Regions from separate parts of the Mus musculus genome. Here region 2 is linked to region 1. Evidence: chromatin loops called from intact Hi-C (ENCODE). Cell type or tissue: left cerebral cortex. All regions are shown on one strand. Each heading gives the region's core, and the rest is flanking DNA. Links, peaks and the distances in the headings are about the cores only.

Region 1 (2,913 bases), core at 180-2,679:
TGTCATTGTCTTCAGACACACCAGAAGAGGGCACTGGATCCCATTACAGATGGTTGTGAGTCACCATGTGGTTGATGGGAATTGAACTCAGGACCTCTGGAAGAGCAGTCAGTGCTCTTAACTGCTGAGCCATCTCTCCAGCCCCAAAACACAGTTCTTAAGTGCCCTCTGAAAACACAGGTACGTTTTCGCTCTCACTCCCATCAGTTTCCCTGTCCTTATCCACACTGCCCAGGCATCCCAGCTCGTCCACCTTCATTACTCTAGGCTGTGAGGCTTTAGTGAGGCCTCCAGATCTGAAATCAGACTGGCTTCAACTTTTAAGATGGGAGAAGGGAAGTCGAAAGACTAAAGACCGAAGGTCTGAGATAGAGAGAAAATTCGGAAAGCATGGCGAGGAGGGAAATTCTCAAGGGAGAGTCTTCTGTATCATTAAGTTAGAACTTCAGAAAAATAAACAAACACCAAGAAGTATGAACTGCATGTGCATACATACCCCTATGTTTCCAGCTTTCAGTAGGGTGATCAGGACAGAGGCCAGACATGGTGGGGTTTTGTTTTCTCTCTCTCCCTTTCCTCCTCTGTGTGAGTGAGTGCATAGATGGCAAGGTACTCCAGTATATCCCAGATTGGCTTGTAACTTGCGTTAGCCTTCTAAGTGCTAGAATACAGTGTAGGCTATGGGCACTACTACACCAGTCACCACAGTGAGTTAACAAACAAGACAGGAAGCTGCAGTAGAAATAGGGTATTCACTGAGAAGCAAAATCTGTATGTTATTGAGGATTAATAAAAGAGGTTTTAAAAATCTGGGTGGGTATTCAAGCGCTAAGTTTTCAAATTAGTCACCTCTACGGCTTTCTTCTCCATCTCCAGCTTGTTCTGTTGACTAATCCTTCCTGGGAACTAACTCTCTAGTCCTATAACAGGAGTCTCAGCTGCTTTCAGCCGGAAGTCTGTGTTTATTTATCTCACTGCCCCCTTTCAGAAAACAAGACACGGTGGAACTTGGGGTACTACTCTGAAGTGTGAGGGCCGGGGTTTCAGAGCCTGGAAACAGAAGGAGAAGGTGATTAAAACCAGCACAAAGCTTGCTTAAGTACTCACAGGAAACTTCTAGGGACACATTCAAATGGAAACAAAGAGATCGCATTTGAGGAAAGGATGACAACCTTGAATTTCTCTTAATCTGCAAAGGCCAATTTTCTTTACAGTAAATAGCCCTGGAAAGGGAAATCAGCCAAAGGCACTGTTTTTGCTGGCTGCCAGCTCACAGGCATCCGGACACATTGTTGCACTGATTTTCTCCTTCATTACAGGCAGGCAGGAGCCTGCAGTTTCCCTGCTGAAGCTGAAGGGATTGCAGCAGATGCAGATCACAGGCAATTGCTGTGTGACTCACGGCTGAGGCTGCGGATCTTGGGAGTTGAAGTGAGGACGAGGTGGGAGGGGTTTCCCTTCTCAAAGCTGGTGTTGGGAGGTGTTCTAAAGTGAACTCCTTCACACACCCTGCTTTTAATGAAAGCTTAGTACTTAGCTACTCTGGCTTTCTGGAGAAGACGGTGCCTGTAGCTCCCTGCCTTTCCTCACCACCTCTTTGTGCTTTCCTGGGCCATTTTTATTTTTCTGAACCTTCCCCAGCTTCAGATTTTCGTTTATGTGAATATTTAGAGCTAATCTCATCACTCTGCAAAGCTCTCCTTATTGAGGTGTCTGTGGATTTAACCCTTAAAACATTGCATACAAGACATTGGGAATTATTAGGAATTCTGCTGGTACCCGATTACAGATTAGATTGGGCATGTATTGGGTGCTATGGCCCCAGACCTGCTGCCCACTGTAGGTACCCCAAGGCAGCATTCATTTTCTCTTCTCTTTCATTGTCATTCTTTTGAGGGGAGTCAGGGGGAATATCCCTGTGTAGCCCTGGCTGTCCTGGATCTTGCTCTGTAGACCAGGCTGGCCTAGAACTGAGAACTAGAGGGTCAACCTGCCTCTGCCTCCTGAGTGCTAGGATCAAAAGTATGCACCACCATAGCTTGGCTGGTATCCTTCTTTTCTAATGTTAGGATTTCTGCTCTGCTAGTTTGCTTTTCTCACGGGGCTATTGGAGATTTAATAATGCACAAGGAAGTAGTGTACATTTCACAGAGTCCTGTGGTATTGTTTGTGTGATTATTACAATCACCTCTGTGCTGATTTGGAACGAGGATCAAGGATGATATCATTGAAGGAAACAGGGCAGTGACTTGAATGTTTGCTTGTGATGTTTCTGGGCAGGAAACAGGAGCAGGAACAGGGAACCTGTACTGCTCAGCTTAATCATCATCATCGTCGTCATCATCATCATCATCAGCTATATTTTCATAGTATTTTACCAGTGTCAAGGGTTCTCTGTGTAGACACACAGCTATGTGGAATAGCAGATATTTGTGGGAGTTAGTCGTCATTCATTATATTGGGCCCCCCAAACTGCATGCTTTGTTTTTTTTAAACAGCAATTTAGGCATCTTGGTCTCTTTCCCTAACAGTCTTCAGCACCCCCTTTTCTAGAACACAGAGCGGTCGGACCTCTTTGCCGAAGTCCAGAGTCACTTGGAACTTTGCACAGCTTCTGTGACCACAGTGGCTAAAGATTACTGAGACTACTGTGTAACTTTTCTCATTACTGAACATTTCGTGAGATATTTTTTCCTATGCTGTTTGTGTGTCCATGTGTGTGCATGTATACATGCATGCATGCCCTGTGTGTGTGTGTGTGTATGTGTGTGTGTGTATCGGCACAGAACGGAGACCAACCTCAGCTGTCATTCCTTGGGCATCATCCACTATTCTGTCTGTTTGTTGAGATGAGGTCTCACAGTAACCTGGAACTTGATAGGTAGGTTGGGCTGCTTGGCCCGTGAGCCCCAG
Region 2 (2,913 bases), core at 298-2,797, 150 kb after region 1:
AGTATGATACAAAGAAGCCAATATATAGTGTATCTGAACAAAGCTACTTGCTAAAGCCAAATTGGGCAGGTTTGTGAGAATTCTGTCTTCTGTATGAAGCCTTATGAGTTAGAAGGATGCACACACATAAATATTTCACTGGTGCAAGCACTCCTGCTCCCTGATTCTCCCATATTGATTACCACTAATCTATCCCTTATGTCACTTTCCATTCCTGTGGAAATAAGATAGGTATGTGCCTGGAATAAATAGCCTTCTCCCCATTTGGAAACCGTGCAGAGTCTAGAGCACATTACAACCTTCCCTATAATGGAAGTACCCACACGCTGGCAATTGCTGTCTACAGACGTAATGAACCAAGTGGGAGGTAATGAGAAGTGACTGTCACGCCATCTCTGGGGCCCAGTTTCTCCTGCTGCACAATTACACTGTGACCCCAGAGAAACTGAGAAGAGTGCAACATTCTTTCCTTTTCTAATGATCTTAAAATCAGCCTTAGCTTATGGAATGCGTGTGGAGGGGTGCAAGCAGCAGCATCACCCATTTGGCAGTCCAGAGGCTGTGCGGGGGAGGTGGGGGTCGGGGCGGGGGGAGTGTATGCTTGCAGCAGAGAGGAAGCTGTCTGTCCGTATAGTTCTGCTTTTGTCCCAGTGAAGACTTGGTCTCTGGCTGGAATGATGCCAGCTAACAGGAGGCTCCTTTCCTACTTTCCCTGGTGCATCTTTGGAGCCGGTTACTGGTTACTTCTAGAAGCGGAGAATGTGCGAGTGAAACTGTTACTCAGAGCCACATTTATGCTTCAGTGATGTGTGTTTCACCTTTAAGAGGCAGGAAAAGCTTTTGAATAATGATAAGTGTAGTGAGAGCAGTTGCTGGACCCCACACAGCCCCGGTCTCATCTCTGTATTTCAGGGAGAACCTTGATTACCACACTGTGGACTGGTCCTTCAAGTGGGGAGTGGCAAGGCTGAGGAAAAAGGTAGAAAGGGGCACCTGCTGAGTCAACTTCTCCTGAGAGAAACTGCGAAGAAAGTGCAAAAAGGTGGAAGGCTTTTAAAATTCCTCTCATTGTCTTCCTTCTGCTCAGGCCTGCCCACGCTCTGGGGGAAGCCTGCCAACTGCTCACTGAACAGTGAATGGAGACAAGCTGGGCTGCTGGTATTGCTCAGCAAGGGAAGAATAGAGGCATGGCTGGCTGCTGGCTGGACCCGCACCACTCTCCTATCTTCTGTGCTTCTGCCAGCAGGAAGCCCCCAGGTGGCACGAGGGAGAATTAGTGTGCAAATTGCAGGATCTGCTCATTGCTCACCACTTCCTCAGTTGACAGTTCCACAGAGCTCCTTTGCCTTTCATCAGGGGAAGAGGGAGCTCAACAGGGTTCTACTGACTGGCTTATGACTTTTATGTCTCCCTGACTCCAGGGTGTTTTCAACCTCCCTGACAGCAGTTCTGTCCTTGGATAGCCTGCGACACCTACCTCTGATCATCTTTTATGCCAGGCATGGTTTGGAGTTGGCAGAAAAAGGTAGAAACTGATCCCTTTTTATAGAATAGGTCCAAAAGTATGCCATAAAAACAAAACAAAACAAAACAAAACCAAAAAAAAAAACAAAAAAAACAAAACCAAAAAAAAAAAAAAAAAAAAAAAAGGAAGATGAAAACAACATAGTTAAACGGAGTCTCTTTCTCCACTTTGTTAATAGATAGTACTTCTTGAGGAGTTACTATGGGCCAAATAATATTCTTGGCATGTTTCATTAAATCCTGTCATTTTTATTTTATAGAGAAAGGAGCTGAGGCACAGGGTATCCAGAAAACAGGAAGTAGACCCTGAATCCATATTTTATGTACTAGGGCAGTTTGCTTTACAAAACTCCTTAGTTATTTTTGGATTCATTCAATAAGTAGCTCAGAAACACCACCACCTTAATGTCACTTTCTCTGCCAGCGTTCCTTACCCTTGTGAGTCCTGTGACTTCCTGACTGTCTTGTCCATGTGAAACAAATGCAAGGGCATCATCATCAGGAAACTGAAACACACATGGATCCAGAGGTGACAGTTTTCTCCACAGAGGATCAGGTGGTAACATAGTTTAGGCTTTGCATGCGCCATGGTCTCTGCCTGAGCTAGACAGAAAGTATCCAGAAACAGCATGTAAACAAATCATCACATCTATGTGCCAATGCAATCGAAATGATGGGAAGTGGATTTGGTGTATCTGGTCCATGGGCTGCCTGCTACAGAGCACGAGAAAAGCCAAAACTGTGGCTGCACGTGGCCTGTGTAGTACTTCTTGTTCATGTCTATGAGGCATCCCCCAAGGATACACAATCGGGCACAGAGACTTGTGAAGCACTTAGGGACTGAGGAAAAGGTTTGTGGAGAAGGTGAAGTGAGAGTGTCTCCTAAAGGATGGGGAATGCAGGTTCTCTTCAATCAGTGAAGAGTAGGGTACGCCCACAGAGTGCAGTAAACTCTGGAAACAGTTTATTTCTCTGGCCAAATGGAGAGTCACATACGCGTCATGCTTTTGCACACTACGAGCACGAAGAAGAGACAGCCATGGTGAAGAGTGAGCGTAGCAGGGACCCAGGCACTGTGTTGTCCGCCTCCAACACCCATGTTAAAAGATTTAACTAGTGGCTTTACTCTTTAGGCAGCTGCTAGTGCGCTAACAGAAAACAACCATCACACATTATTTGCTTCTGGAAGTTTCCTTGACTTCTTGATATTTTAGAAAATTATACCAAATCAGGTGAGAATTAGTTCTAACGACATTATTTTTCTTAGTATTTTTTTCTATATATACACCAAGGGGGTGCGGGGGAGAACAAAGCCCAGTTTTTTTGTTTTGTTTTGTTTTGCTTTGTTTTACATATTAAAACAAATACATTAAAGAAGGCACAAGTAGG

Evidence for each region. Hi-C counts contacts between places; a loop is a spot of excess contacts. Peaks named below come from ENCODE experiments on the same cell type or tissue, not always from the same donor. Only the 100,000 strongest peaks of a DNase experiment are listed, where the experiment ranks them.
Region 2: a loop joins it to region 1, with 2.3 times the contacts of the local background. A loop is called at or near these places in 2 of 42 quality-filtered maps.

What each region holds. Positions count from the first base shown.
Region 1 is chr3:133,599,654-133,602,566 of GRCm38, forward strand. No RefSeq gene overlaps it. Among named protein-coding and RNA genes, the nearest start is that of Tet2, 57 kb to the left of the region's middle. In left cerebral cortex, for the core only: a CTCF peak has its summit at 1,330; a DNase peak (open chromatin) is centred at 1,400; H3K27ac peaks cover 224 bases.
Region 2 is chr3:133,753,863-133,756,775 of GRCm38, forward strand. No RefSeq gene overlaps it. Among named protein-coding and RNA genes, the nearest start is that of Gm6135, 36 kb to the right of the region's middle. In left cerebral cortex, for the core only: a CTCF peak has its summit at 1,258 (motif pointing right); DNase peaks (open chromatin) are centred at 356, 759 and 1,114.